2 separate regions of the Homo sapiens genome follow, and region 2 is linked to region 1. A link is a loop called in an ENCODE intact Hi-C map of the cell type or tissue named here. Cell type or tissue: endothelial cell of umbilical vein. All regions are shown on one strand.

Region 1 (8,000 bases):
CTCTTTTCTTGTCATTTACTTGATCATTAACCCAAGGTGACGCCAAAAAAAAAAAAAATGAAATGTAGGAGACATCCTTCAGCTAGATTAGAAAATCACCCAACCTATAGAAAAACATAAACGCGGCCAGGCATGGTGGCTCATGCCTGTAATCCCAGCACTTTGGGTGGCCAAGGCGGGCAGATCACAAGGTCAAGAGTTCAAGACCAGCCTGACCAATATGGTGAAACCCCATCTCTACTAAAAACACAAAAATTAGATGGGCGTGGTGGCGTGTGCCTATAGTCCCAGCTACTTGGGAGGCTGAGGCAGGAGAATTGCTTGAACCTGGGAAGTGGAGATTGCAGTGAGCCGAGATCGTGCCACTGCACTCCAGCCTGGGTGACAGAGCGAGACTCTGTCTCTAAAGGAAAAAAAAAAAAAAAGAAAGACAAACATAAACACAAAAAGGAAGCAAAGAAGGAAATGAGAGATTTGGGAGTGGCCTTGACTTGGAATGTGATGATGCCACCACCCCCAACCAGCTTGGCCCATTCTCTTCCTACCAGCCTCTGCCTCTCAGCCCCCACTCAGTGTATTCTATCTGCAGATAGGCGTTACACTGAATACTACAAAATAGGCTACTTTTATACTAGAAGGAATTCAATAAAAGTGAAATACATAAAAGCCCAGCGCTTATAGATTTTTATTATGATTCTTTCAACTAAGCTTTTAAAAATTCTCTGATGTTGGGAGAAGTATAACCAAGGTATCTTGCAGGACCAGACAAGGTGTCAGGAAGCAAAGTGGGTATGTCTACACAAAGACAAACGCCGGGGAAAAGAAAAACCCCATCTTTCCCGGGAGCCATGTTCGAGCTCAACACTCACCCCGATGTGCTTTTGGGGACAGCTTGCTTTATGCCAGTCCCCTTGAGGGTGTGGGGTCCCAGTGAGGTGGCTCCCACCAGTTGCATCTTTTTATAATCTTTCATGAAAGCGTTTCTTTTGTCTTAAACAGTGGTAATCTGTTTGATGTTCATAGAGATTGATGAGCGGCCTTGGGTGCCAGCAGAGAATCAGACAGATGGCAATAGTGACAATAAATAATTGTCATGTTTTTCACTTTTGTGGCCTCTACAATTCAAGGGTCTCAAAACACAGCGGAAATTTAGAATGATAGGAAAGGAAAAGACCTTGGGAAAGGGCATCTCGTCCATCCTTCCAACATCTCACCCCAGGGCTCATACTAAACAAGATGCTCTCATGCGCCCTTGGCCCCTGACTGCAGTGGGGATGGCTGTGTTCCCAGTGAGAACACAGGCACAGCCCCTAAGTTACAGGATGTGGCTTCTTCGTTGCCCCCAGGGGGATGGAAACTTGAAGACTCAAGGGCAGACAATACAGTGAACTCCGGGGCCCTCCCAGTGAGATGGGGAAGCTAAAGACAAGCTGAGGGCAGGTTTGGTGCAGGAGGTGGCAGCGGCCCCTCCGAGCACCATCCTGGCAGGGAAGGGCCACTTCTGGGAGCTGGAAGGGGCAGATGCTGGGAACATGCCCCAGACTCAAACCACACTGACACAGACCATCACACCATGGACAGCCCTGGCCGCCCTGTTCTTTCCTAGAATAACATGCTCAGTGGCATGCCTGCTGGAGCCCAAGCCAGGACTTCTTACATGCCGATTCCTCCCCACGGGCTGTTCTTTAGATGTTAAGAGAGGACATGGCAGGAGGTGGTGAACAAGCACTCATCTCACCTTCCAGCCGCTATCACAGAGCACCTAATGAACCGCAGTGTGCTAGAATTTCCACATGTGGGTAGAGAGAAAAAGAGGACAGTCTTCACCCAAATCTCAGTGCTGGGCACAGGGATAGAAGGATGGTGAGAAGAAATGAAGATCTGTTCTTCCTTCATTTGTCTTCCCATTTCCAATCCTCAAGAACCAGTTTGAGGAGAATGTCTGCCAAACCAGCTGCAAACATACTACTATTTAAATTTTCTTCATTTCAAAGGGTTTTAGAGGCCAGGCACAGTGGCTCACGCCTGTAATCCCAGCACTTTGGGAGGCTGGAGTGGGAGGATTGCTTAAGCCCAGGAGTTCCAGACCAGCCTTGGCAACATGGCAAAACCCTATCTCTACAAAAAAATAGAAAAATTAGCTGGGCGTGGTGGTTCACGTCTGTGGTCCCAGCTACTCAGGAGGCTGAGGTGGGAGGATCACCTGAGCCCAGAAGGTTGAGGCTGGGTTGAGCCATGTTCATGCCACTGCACTCCAGCCTGGGTGACAGAGTGCAACCCTACCTCAAAAAAAAGCTTGGGGGGGTGGGGGTCAGGCCTCTTCAGAACTGCGTGCCTCCTCGTAGGTCCATAATAAGAAGTTCCCCAGCCAAACCACCCAGGGGAGATTACTGTTTGCTGTCCTGGCCCCTCTTCCTTCCCTCGGGGCCCTATCTCTCCTGAATCTTACTTGTATCTTCATCCTCACCTCCTTCGCAAAAGAGGATCTTGCCTTGGACTAGAAAAGCAGAAATCATCCCGCATCCATACAGATCTTTAATCACATCCTTGTTCTTGAGATCCGAATTTAAAACATAGAGGTGTTGTCAGGCCCTTTAGGGCTTTGCACAGTGTCAAAGCGAGCAATCTGAATGGAAGGAGTTTTAATTTTTCAAAAATTAGCCAGCAGTGGTGGTGCACGTCTGCAGTCCCAGCTACTTGGGAGGATCATGTTTGAGAACAGGAGGTTGAGATTACAATGAGCTATGATCACGCCACTGCCTGGGCAACAGAATGAGACCCTGTACCCAAACATAAAATCTGACAAATTTCTTCACTTACTCTTTCCAACTAAAAAAAAAAAAAAATTTACTTGTTATGCAATCAGAAAACTGACCTCCAAACAGCAAATGTCAGCAAGTCAGTAGCAGGAGCCGACAACTCATTCAGGAAAAATGAAGCACTTTTTATAAAAGTCCTGTTTCTGGCTCAGTTATACTGTCCTAAGAACTGACATAGTAAGAAATAAGTCCAGGAATCATTAAAACAAGATAGAATCCAATGTCCTACGTGTTCCAAGAACACAGCTGTTGCTCAGAGGCTCAAGGCTTCGGCTACTCCTGTGTCAGCGCGCAACATAAACCCACCACAGAGAAAACCCAAGCACGAAGCACGACCGTGCTCTGCCATCTGGTGGCCAAAAGTGAAATGGCCCTGAAGGCGCAAAAGATTGAAAATAGATGTTTCCTAAACTGTAGTCATCAATAGCGAAACTTTCTCAAGTCGGCTACCAATAAGCAGTGGATGTTAGAATGCTGAAAAAAACAAATCCAATGTTGAAGAACCTCCTTTCTTTGGCCCTCCAGGCATGAATGAAAAGCTCTTAAATTGCTTGCCTAAATGAGCCCATCTGTTTACTAAACAGGGGTACATGAAAACATCAGTTACTAAGTATGCAGACTCTTTTGATCCTATGAAAGCACTGACCATCTATCCATGCTATGCAGATCTCTGTTGGTGATATAATTACAAGATGGGAAAGGGAAGTGTGACCGGGACACTCTGAGAGCCACTTGTAGTCTAAATGAGACACCCCGCAAAAGCAGTCACGTGAGCTTGGAAACTCAAACCCTGCTTTCCTAGCACACTGAAGCCTCAGAAGGCCATGCACACCTGTAATCCCAGCACTTTGGGAGTCCAAAGCAGGTGGATCACTTGAGTCCAGGAGTTTGAGACCAGCCTGGGTAACACAGACAGACGCCCGTCTCTACAAAAAATACAAAAATTAGCTGGCACATGCTTGTAGTCCCAGCGACTCAAGAGGCTGAGGTGGGAGAATCACTTGTGCCTAGGAGGTTGAAGCTGCAATGAGCCATGGTCACGCTGCCCTTGCACTCCAGCCTGAGCAACTAAGCAAGACCCTATCTCAAAAAAAAAAGGCCTCCAAAAAGTCTGAGTAAAAAAAAGTTGTGCTTTGCAGACACTGCTGCCGCCACCAGGAGCCCCATACTACCAGCCATGATCAACCCCATCGTGTGTTTCAACATCATTGTCAACGGCAAGCCCTTGGGCCACATCCCCTTCGAGCTGTTTGCAGACAAGATTCCAAAGACGGCAGAAAACTTTCACTCCTGAGCACTGGAGAGAAAGGATTTGGTTGTAAGGGTTCCTTTTCTCACTGAATTATTCCAGGGTTTATGTGTCAGGGTGGTAACTTCACAAGCCATAATGGCACTGGTGGCAAGTCCATCTATGGGGAGAAATTTGATGAGGAAAACTTCATCCTGAGGCATAGAGTTCCTGGCATCCTGTCCATGGCAAATGCTGGACCCAACAAAAATGGTTCCATTTATCATCTACACTGCCAAGACTGAATGGTTGTATGTGGCCCGGCACGGTGGCTCACGCCTATAATCCCAGCACTTTGGGAGCCCAAGGCGGGAGGATCCTGAGATCACGAGTTCAAGACCAGCCTGGCCAACATGGCGAAACCCCGTCTCTACTAAAAATACGAAAAATTAGCCGGGCATGGTGACGCATGCCTGTAGTCCCAGCTACTCGGGAGGCTGAGGCAGGAGAATCCCCAGACCTCCCCATGGCCTAGGTCAGGAGCCCAGAAGTGCCACATGGCTGAGGGAGCGCCATTTCCTGGGGGGATGGGGGATAAGAAGGTACCCTACAGGAGAAGCCAGGAGGGGCCGCCTGCCCCTGGGGTTGGGGCCTGGCCGAGGCAGGTGTCGGGCCTGAGAGCCTGGCTGGCTGAGCTCGGAGGGCCCCCAGGGAAGCCTGGCCCAGGGAGCAGTCGTGACTCTGCAGGGGAAGCCCAGCGAGGGAGCCCGGGAGGCAGAGGTTGCAGTGAAGTGAGATCACACCACTGCACTCCAGCCTGGTGACAGAGATAGGCTCTTTCTCAAAAAAAAAAAAAAAAAAAAAAAAGAATGAGTGGTTGGATGGCAAGCATGTGGTCTTTGGCAAGGTGAAAGAAGACATGGATATTGTGGAGGCCATGGAGCGCTTTGGGTCCAGGAACGGCGGGACCAGCAAGAAGATCACCACTGCTGACTGTGGACAACTCTAAGTATGACTTCTGTTTTATCTAAACTACCAGACCATTCCTTCTGTAGCTCAGGAGAGCACCCTCCACCCCATTTACTTGCAGTATCCTAGAATCTTTGTGTTCTCGCTGCAGTTCCCTTTGGGTCTATGTTTTCCTTATTCCCTTCCATGCCTAGCTGGATTGCAGAGTTCAGTTTACAATTATGAAATAAAAACAAAGGAAGGAAGGGAGGGAGGGAAAAGGAAAGAAAGAGTTGTTGGCTGGGTGCGGTGGCTCACACCTGTAATCCCAGCACTTTGGGAGTCTGAGGCAGGTGGATCACTTGAGCCCCAGAGTTTGAGACTAGCCTGGGCAATATGGTGAAACCCCATCTCTACTAAAAATACAAAAATTAGCCAGGCGAGGTGGCATGTGCCTCTAGTCCCAGCTACTCAGGAGGCTGAGGTGGGAGGATTGCTTGAATCCAGGAGGCAGACATTGCAGTGATCCAAGATTGTGCCACCACACTCTAGCCGGGGCAACAGAGTGAGACCTCATCTCAAAAAAAAAAAAAAGTAAGTTGTTTAACTTTGCTTAACTTAGCTTCCCAAATTCCTTTGACCTCTGAATAGGTTGTTGTTTTTTAGGTAGTTGTTTTTTAAATTGTTGTTTGTTGGATTGTTTTCTTTTCTGTTTTGTTTTTAGAGATGGGGTCTCCCTATGTTATTCAAGCTGGTCTTGAACTCCTGGGCTCAAGCAATCATTTCCCCTCAGCCTCCCGAGTAGCTGGGATTACAGGCTTGAGCCATCACATAGGGCTCTGTTGGATTTCTTTCAGTATATCCCAAAGAATTTGTAAAACACAAGTTGAAATGCAAATGCAGTCTCAGCTCTGCAGCTAGCTGAGCGATGTTTTGGAAAGTTATCTAACCTCCATGTGCTTTTATTTCTTCCAAAATAAATCAAGAGCAGAAAAAAGGTAAAAAGAGAAAATATTTTACTTCAGCCATTCCTAAGCTCTGCCATCGTTTTCTTATACCAATTTTCAACAACCTTGCACTGTAGATCATCTGGACTACTACTCAAAAATAGCCAACTGGTGACACGCATCTATCCCCTTCCTCTTTTCAAACCCAACTAGGCAGTGAACGGATAATAAAAGGCTATTCACTCATAAGGACAACAAAAAAAGCAGCACCCAGAGATATTGAACTTCAAGAAATGTTTGAAGACAAAGTGGGTGGAGAAATAGCAACCAGCTGAACAGAATAGAGGGTGTTACAATGTGGGGCACATTGTATTTTTCAAAGACATCTGAGATACTTCCTCCCACCTACATTCTTCTGCAATGTGACTTTGCCACTCTTCCATCAAAAAGGACAGTCTGATTCCCCTCCCCTTAAATCTGGGTTAGCCTTAGTGACTCTTCTATAACCCATAGAGGCCTTGTAGTTAGTTCTGTGGAAACCTTGCTCTCAGAACATTCCCTCTTAGATCCCAGCTGCCATGCTGTGAGGAAGCCCAAGCCACATGAGTCCTCCCAGCCCAGGTGGCAGACATGAGAGTAAAGAAGCCTCAGACAGAGACATCTTCTCTGAACACTTTATTGAAAACAACACCTTCTTTCCTGACAGTGGTCAAAAAAAAAAAAAAAAAAAACACTTTCGCCTGCCTAATTTTTATTCATAGCCATAATATAATTCATTTGTTTATTATTTTCCCTAGCTAGACTATAACCTTCATAAAGACAGAGAACCTTATCTTACTATTATATCCTCAACAACTAGAACAATACCTGGCACATAAAAGGAACTCAATAAATATTTGATTGATAAGTAAATGAATAAAGCAATCAGAAAAAAAAGAACAGGGAGAAACACAATCAATGGATGGAACAGATTAAAACTTCTACAAGGTATTAACATATATATGCACACATATATATGTATATATGTATATACACACACACATGTGTGTGTGTGTTTATATAGAGAGACAGATGTGGGAAGCCACTGAGGGAGCAGTTCAGATAAGAACAAACAGGGTAAAAGAAAGAACTCTTACAAAGTAAAAATGTGGCAGCTGAAATTTAAAAATTCAATAGAATGCTTATCAGATAAGGCTGACAAAATCTTCCGGATTATATCTCAAGGAAGAAATGTTAATAAAAAAAAAAATCTTCCAGAAAGTTGTACCAAGAGAAGGTGAGATGGAAAATGTGGGGAGGGGGAGTTAGGGGATCAGTCCAGGAGGTCTCCTGTCTAATGCAAGTTCCAGAAAACAAGAACAGAGAAAAATGGAACATAGATGAACAATGAAGTGAAATCCCAGGAAGCCACATGTGCACCAGCAGAGAACCCCGCCCAGCTGGAGCAGAACACAGGGGTTGGGGCCTGGGCATCTGGGAAGCATGGGACTGAGGCGGTGTGATCTGAGCATTTGGAAAAACCATTACAGGATATTTTGTTGGAAAGATCTGTTGAAGTATTTAGGAACCAAAAAATCCTTGTGTAGTGGTAGATCCATAGAAAACTACAAAAGTTAAAAAAAAAGATATAATTATTGCCTGCAGGAAAAGTAAAATATTGTACAATTTGGCCAGGCAACAGTGAGGCCTGAGTATCCTTTAACCCCCAGCTGTGATATCACCATGTTGGAAGGATGCAGTGGGGAGAGAAGGGCAGAGAGGACAAGGGAGTGGTATGAGGGAGGTGAGCCCTCAAGTACCACAGGAAACCAAAAGATTGCACCCGAGATGGATAACTAAGAACATAATAATATAAGCTTATTATTTAGAAATATGGACAACATACAGAAGAAAGAACCACAGCATCCTAGACTATCGGGGAACCTGCCCTGATAGTCACATAGGTTCTTTTCTATTTTCCCTAAGCGTCGGCCAGTTTGAGAAATAAATGGACAGAGTACAAAAGAGAGAAATTTTAAAGCTGGGCGTCCAGGGGAGACATCACATGTTGGTAGGTTC
Region 2 (8,000 bases), 1.8 Mb before region 1:
CTTTGTCTTCATTCAGCCTTCTCTGGGCTTTGGGTGGGAAACAAGTAGGACTGACTGTTTATAGGGCTGCCTTCCGTTAACGCTGTGAAAAGACCAGTGAGGGGCTCTGATTCTTTTTCATCTCCAACATTTACCGTTTACTTTGATGAATCCTTCTTCCCCACTGCCCCCCACACTGCCTGCCGCCATGACAGTAATGGAGTGTTATGGGTAAAGACTTTGGAGCCAGACATGTGGGTTTAAATCTTCAGTTCCTCCTCTATAACACGGAAGTGGTAACTCATTGGATTTCGGTGAAAAACTAAATATATGTCAAGTCCTTAGCAGAGTGTCCAAAATATTGAAAATGGCTCTATGAATGTTAGCTATAATAAGGTTAAATTATAACTTAAAGTAAAATTTGCTATATGCCATTAAATGCCACAAAATGTGCAATCTTTATTCAACACATACGTGAGGAACACCTACCCTGGCCAGATTGTGGAGCCCAACAGTGAATTAGTCAGACATGTCCCTGCCCCGGAAAACTTACATTCTAGGGAGGAAAACAGATATTAATAAAATACTGAGCACATTTTGGTAAGTTAATATTCTCCCCAGTTGATAAGGAAACACGAGCTCAAAGAAGTTAAGGAACTTAGCAAAAATTCAAGCCCTGTATACAGCAAATCAGAGATTAGAATACAATTCTGCCTGACTCCCTAATTCATATTTCATCTACCACCATGTGGCTTCAGCAATAGAGGATTTATCTTCTGTAGGTTTAAATGCCTTCCCCATCTCTACCACCACGAAAGGGCCTGATTGCATTCTTTATACTGTGTGTGTAAACAATTTCTCACAGACTGGGAGCTGAGAAAATTAGGATTTATTTAATGTTTGGGAAATGTAAAGGTAAAGAGAAACCTTTGATTCATGTGATGTTTTGGTTTAGTTGCTCAAACCCTAAATTTAAAAAAAAACAACCACAAAAATCAGAGACTGGGGAGGAGCAAAGGTCTTAAAACATTCTTCAGGTATTTTTAGTTACAGCTCAGAAAGCCATAAAGAAAAAGTTATAAATAAAAGTGCTTGATCCTGCACAGTACTCATTTACTAGGAAGACGCTATATTATGCAAAAGCATACTTGAATGCTATTCAGTGAAACAGGTAGAAATAAGCTTTGACATATATCACAGCACATGGCTAAATCTGGTGTGGAAAAACCCCACAGCATTGCCATCACAATGAAATAAATTATTCTTTTTATTTTTTCAGTTTTCCTGATTTAAGCCTTATAGTTGTTTCTGTGAAGTTTTACAACTTTCTTCTGCAACCAACCCTTCTAAGGAAGTTGAGGATTTCTTCTCTCTGTTTTTCCCTCATCATCTTCTAATGATAATATAGAGATCAAAACTCAAGTGGTAAAAAGGAGGTAAGAAGAGAAAGTAGGAGATGAGTAGAATATGCGAGAATGAACTAATTAACTACATCAAAAGGGTGGGGCTGAAGACACTTTCATTCACCCAGTCTTCCAAAGCTATTTGTTTGTTTTTTGAAACAGAATCTTGTTCTGTTGCCCAGGCTGGAGTTCAGTGGCACGATCTCAGCTCACTATAACCTCCACCTCCCAGATTCAAGCGATTCTTGTGCCTTGGCCTCCCGAGTAGCTGGGATTACAGGCATGTACCACAACACCCCACTAATTTTTGTATTTTTAATAGAGACGGGATTTCACCAGGTTGGTCAGGTTGGTCTCGAACTCCTGACCTCAAATGATCCTCTCATCTCAGCCTCCCAAAGTGCTGGCATTACAGGCATGAGCCACTGCCCGGCCTCCAAAGCCATTTGTTTTGTTTTGTTTGTTTTGCTAAACAAAGAGTTTAGCAAAAAGGACCAGAATATAACAGCCAAATCTAAATTTTTTTTAAAAAATACTAGTAACAAATCAATAGCTCTTATTAGGAAAGTCGATAAATGTCAGCCAGGCTCACAGTGACTAGGACAGAGTTAATGAACTTACTGTCCATCCAAAGGGTCATCCAGAGCCTTACTGTCCTCACACTCAGCTCTATATGCGAGGTGCTTGACAGACAACATCTGGTTAGTTAAAATAAATAATTTTAATTTCTTATAGATTTAATCAGAGACTGGGTCTCGCTATGTTGCCCAGCTGTTCTCGAACTCCTGGCCTCAAGTGATCCTCTCATCTCAGCCTCCCAAAGTCCTGTCATTACAGAGACGAGCCACCGTACCTGGCTATTACTTAAATAGTAAATTCATTTGGCATTGCCATTTGGTGCTGATGACCCTCTTCAGAGTCTCCCCAGTATCTGCCAAGTTTCCAGACAAAGTCACAATCACAAGGGCATACTCTGAAGAGGCTGTTTATTCGGTACAGATCTTGTGTATTTTTAATCACAACAATTTTCCTTTTATAAAGAAATCTCATTTGACCTCTAAATAGGCCATCATACATTTTATATTTTCTCTGAATTTCTTCTTGGGTTGGGATCCGAATAGTTTTCATCAAGGGTGGATTGCAGTCTTCCTAGGTACATCTTTTTTTTTTTTTTTTTTTTTTTTCAGAAGAGGGTTTACTAATTTTATCAGGTTCTTAAAGAGGTCTGGGAACAAAATAAGGTTTAGGATTATTGGTTTTCCAGTCTCTAATTCTTACCTGTTACCTCTAAGTCCACTCACTATCTTGATCCTTAACTGCTTCCCCTCTTGGAAGCATCTTTGGTCCTTATAGGTTAGTACAGGTTTTTTTCTAGATTTCTGATCACCACCAATCAGAAAATATTTATAAATTATATGCTGAAAGATCTGCAGAATCTTGCAAGCTTTAAAGACTATAGAATGAAATACTCAAATGCTGTATTCTTTTCTCATGTCTGATGAAGATACCTGTGCCATGTATTTTTTAAAATCAAAGTTAAGCCTGCGCAGTTGGGTTCAGTTTAGCTACATGAATTGTTCTAACCCTCATGTTGAAGTCAAATGGTTTCTTCAATGCATTTTTTTTCTGATAAAGAATAAAATAGTGTATATTTTGTAATACCTAGAAAAGAAGTTTTAAAATGTTCTCAACACAAAGAAATGATAAAAATTTAAGGTTTAGATATCCTAAATGCCCTGATTTGATCATTACACATTGTATACATGTATGAAAGTATCACATGTACACCAAAAATATGTACAATTATTATTTATCAATTAAAAATATTTTTTAAGAAGGCAATGAGGTCTTCTTATTTTTCCTTGTAGCCTCAGTATTGACTATGACCACTGAGAAAGCCAAAATCCCCACTCATTCACGGAATGTGGGGGTGGGACCAACCCCCCGAGAATTTCCCTAATCTTCCTCCAGGTGTCAGCACAGGCCCACTCATCTTCCCTCCCACCCCACCCCCTCCTGTCCATTCATAAAGTGGAGGGTGATTTGTGGTCTGCCTCACTGTGATTGTAGAGGAAAACAGCCATCTTTGCTTGTCTCTGCACTAGATTTGTTTTTCTAATTTCTTTTTACTTGAAGGTTTACCAGCTGCTTTATTACCAGAGCGAGGCTTCCTTGCAGTCTCTTTTCTTTTTCCTCTCCCCCTCTGTTCCCCTCCTTTTTGTTCCTAGAGACAATCAGTGTCTCTGGTCCCAGCTGCCACTGCTGATTTTTCATTACAGTTTAATTTAAAACTGGGATTGGAATGGAAATGTCTTTTTGCCATTTGGGGTTTGTGAGGCCTGTGGTTTTATTGCCAAAGGCACAAATGTTAGTTACTACTGTTTTTCCAGAGTTTGCTGGGGAGGGTGAAGGGGTATAGGAGAGTAGGAGGGAAGAAAGACAGACTGACCTAGTGGAAGTGGGAGGGAAACTGGAGGGGGAAATCCCTCTTTCGGAAGGCAACTTTATTCTGCGAATTGTTTTGTTTGATGTTTTGAAGAATACGAGTTGGGTCACGAGGAGGGAGAAATGGCGTAGGATCTCCCCAAATGTGTATTTATGTAGGCTAAATATTTGTCAGCCCTGGAAATGAGATGGCTGAGGGAGGGACGATCACACAGACACAATTTGGAACTAGCACCAATGTAGAGAAAATGGTTTTCTTTTTAAGTAATAGTAACGTCTGTGGCTGATTCACTTGACCACAGCCGTAAATGGGAATACCCAAGGAAGGACTAAACGGTATCTAACCTCAGAGGAAACAAGCTCTACATGTTTCTATGCTCTCACCTAAAAGGAGACATCAGGCATCTATCTGCACTAGCTTCTGTGTTCTCTCTCCTTTTATATTTCTTGGACTCAAGTCCTAGGATTTATTTACAAGCCTCCCTCCAGTCGTATCCCAGTCCAGCTACACAATTAATGTTTCCTATAATCTCTTAGAAGGTTCTTAGTGAATGATTGTTTTGATCAGATTAAAACTAAACAGTCTGCTAAAATTGATGATGTTTTTACCTATCTAAGTGTAAAATTAAGAAGGAAGGACATTCTTATTTGAAAGTAATCATGCAGCAGGCGGTGGAGAGAAGCTGAGGCATTTGCACACCTTGATTTCAATATTTAGCACTGACATTGGAGGCAGTTGTTTCCTGGTTGGGGAGGAATCTACAGAAACCGGAATGTCTTATCTGTCTTGCTAAAAACAATTACTGTCTCTCCTCCCAGCAAGAATCCCGCTCCTCCTGGATACACCAGTTTTGGATGTCAAACCGAATGCTCCATTATCTCTACAGATCGCGCTGACTCTTCACACTGTGGAACATTTCAACCTCCTCTCCAACTGGCCTCAGGCGGCTGTCGGACTGGTGAACTTGTCTGGGGTAAACACATCTCCCTGTCACAGAGCAGCCCAAAGACTCAGCGTGCTTTGCGGGTGCTTAAGGCCTTGTGCTGCCAGTCTGCACATTTTGTGTGCTCTTGGTTAATCGGGACATTTTATCCAAAAGCACATTTCGGCCAGGCTTCCTCTCCTGCAGACTCACCCCCATCCACTCCTTCCCCACCTGTCTAGGGTGTTCTGTTTCCCTGCTGCAGGGCGGAGGGCAGCGGTCCAGGAGCCCCACAATCATCCCCAGTTTCCAAAACTGTTGTGGTTGCCTTTGCAGTTCACACGGACATTCTAGTGGTTGGAATTTGCTCACAGAAGACATTCTACTAATAACAGGGGAGATAGTTCTCATTTGTCTAGTTCAGAGTTCATAGCACACAAAGGGGGAAAGAAAATAATAATAATGGAAACCGTTTTAACCCCACCAGCTGCCCCGCCTCCATCACAACAACAGAAACAAGAACAACAACGACAACTCCCTCACCCTGTGCCCTGTGTGGTTAACTCCAACACAACCACAGCCCCCGTGCCGGAAGCTGTGTGTGGCTGAACGTCCCGATGTGATACTGAAATATGTGTAGAGGAAATGCCTCTTCTGACCCCTCAGTGAAGCTTGAAACTTGAAGGAGCTGATTGACATTTGAAGAAAGCAGCTATTTTTGTGTGTGTGCAATTTTCCCGGATGAAGAAAATTGTCCAGCTCTCCCTCTCCGTTGCTCAGCCCTCCCCCAGAGGCTACATCTCATACCAAGCAGTGGGCTCTAAGGGCAGGTCTGCTTGTGCTGTGAGGACACAGGTGACGTCTTTAAGGACCTTCTTTCCTGCTCCAGTATACCACATGTTGTGGTCAGCTCCCTGTAAGGCAGATATTGCAGCCACCTTTTCTTTCCAGGTTTACCAAAATAAATGCAGGGGGAACTATGGATGGAGCATTTTTTGCCCTGTTTGACAGGAAAGTGGCTGTTTGATCTTCCTTTGTGCTATAGGAATCTTCAGAAATCTCTTGGAAAATCTCATAAACCTATGTTAGTGGCCACATATGGGATCCATTAACTCCTCATTTCTGCTTGTTCTTAGCAAATTTTTGTCTGGTGACAACATAAAAACTTTGGATTGTTTTTGTTTTGCTTCACACCAGAGAGAACTCTGTTGACTGGCTTTAGTTTTGAGAAAATATTCAGCAAAAAGCAGACCGGGTTTGGAGTGAAATAACTAATTCTAAGTAAAGCTTGGTGGAACATTTGGTTCATGAGGAAGTAGGGGGACATTTTTCTTCTTTGGGTTTCAGGGGGATTCCAGAGTTGCCAGTGTTCTGGGAAGACGTCTCCTTTTCTGATGAAATTGAATAAGAAATCCGGGCTTTCTTCCTATCTCCAACTATGTGTATGGTGTGATTTTGGAATAGTGGAGTGGTCTCTCTTAGTTTCTCAATGTTTGTTTTCTAAATAGAGGACAAAGCAGCAACATACTCTTTTGCAAGACACGCCAATATCCTTAGATAAAAAGGTGTTAAATAATGACATCATACCAGTATTTGGAACTAAAATTACTCGTGTATGACAAAAACCAGATTGGAGGATGTTAACTCAAAGTAGACAGAGAGAAATTTAGAAGAAAATTGGCTTTTATTTTTCTGTTTTAAGTAATTAATAAATGAAACACAACAATCTGCGCTTTCACCCACAGGCAGCATCAGGGGACATCAAACATTGCCTTTGAAGTGGGCCCCCAGTAGGGAGGACCCCACTGTTCAGGCTACTTTATAGTGGTAATATACTGTCTGGAAAAAACAGATGCCAAGAAATTGTGCAGATTGTATCTCTGAGCATCTGAAACCCTAAAACTTCAGGGGGCCAAGGAAGGTCCCAGCCCTTTGATTTTTTTTCTCTTAAAAAAAAAAATTGGCCTAAAGTATTAAATTGAAACAGGCACTTCATTTCTTTCCTTCATTTCTCCCTTCACCTCAGGAGACCTACGTTAAATTCCACTTAGATCACAGCTAGATGTGGGTTTGATGGTCTCAAGCCACCTTTTAACTGTACGTTCATCCCATAAATAGAAGACGAATAAAGATGTCAAACTTCATCCATATGATATTCTGACACACGTGGCTCTCTCTGTTAAAGAGGAGCTCAGATGAAGATGGGCTACAATGGATTCTACAGAGCAGAGAACTGCAACAAACCACAGTGAATTTGCACACATAAACAAGAGCAGTGTGGATTACAAGACGGTAGTTGGCAGAGATTCACTTGTCAATGTCGTTCTGAATGGATGTTTGCAGAAGGACAGCAATTGGGCTGGTGAATTCAGTGTGGGCCACTTTCCTAAAGCCATCGTCATCAAACTTTGTGTTTAAATGTCTGTTTTCCAGGGCAAGCCAAGTAAGGCCTATGCTTAAAACAAGGTGTTTTGAAATCAGATTTAGCTCTTCATGTTCTGAGTAAAGATACAGGGATACTAATTTGGGGATTATGCTATTAAGATTTACACATTTATCTGTGTCCTAACTAGGCAAAGAACCAAATCTAACAACTGGAAAGCAAGAAATATACTGCCAAATATTGGTAATTTCTTCCCTGGAATACTCATGGCTATTTTTAGTTTGTTAATGTAAAAAGCAGTGAGATGAAAAGTGAAGTGATCTGTTTCCAGAAGAAAAACCGGTCAAATCTTCATTAATAATTCCTGTAGAACGCTCCATGGGCCTTTATCTGACAGCGTGACAAGCTGAACTAAACAACAGAGACTGTAGGAATGTAAAAGACATAATCTTAACACCAAACCTTCTGAAGATTTGGCTGTCATTTTACATTAAAGGCAAAGGGTAAAAACCTCCATTGAACAGACAGAGTTTGCAGCATGATTATAGTGCTAAAATTTAGTGGGGAAGAAAAAGCTGACATCAGAGTTAGTAAATGGTGGTGTTGCAGGGTATCGAACAACTAAGCTTTCTTTGCATGACTAGCTGGAGGTTTTTGAGTGTGACGGATATGACGCAGGTATGATGAGATGTAATTTAATGATTTTTAGGCCTGGTGACAAATCTTCATTATCAATAAAGACCGTGTAACAAGTGTTGAGCTATAACCATTGCATAAAAACTAACTCAAGAGTCTAGACTCTGCTTATATTTCCATATAGTGATTTATACTTCCCAATGTCTTTACATATTATAGTGTCTATTGAAT

The links. Peaks named below come from ENCODE experiments on the same cell type or tissue, not always from the same donor. Only the 100,000 strongest peaks of a DNase experiment are listed, where the experiment ranks them.
Region 2: it touches region 1 in a loop (5-fold over the local background); 8 of 110 quality-filtered maps call a loop at or near these places.

What each region holds. Positions count from the first base shown.
Region 1 is chr2:205,945,095-205,953,094 of GRCh38, forward strand. It overlaps the pseudogene PPIAP68. Among named protein-coding and RNA genes, the nearest start is that of INO80D-AS1, 140 kb to the right of the region's middle. RefSeq lists an enhancer at 1,469-1,968. In endothelial cell of umbilical vein, a CTCF peak has its summit at 3,177 (motif pointing left); a DNase peak (open chromatin) is centred at 3,087; H3K27ac peaks cover 256 bases; H3K27me3 peaks cover 262 bases.
Region 2 is chr2:204,105,093-204,113,092 of GRCh38, forward strand. No RefSeq gene overlaps it. Among named protein-coding and RNA genes, the nearest start is that of ICOS, 170 kb to the left of the region's middle. In endothelial cell of umbilical vein, a CTCF peak has its summit at 3,342 (motif pointing right); DNase peaks (open chromatin) are centred at 3,419, 4,279, 4,669 and 5,359; H3K27ac peaks cover 3,424 bases.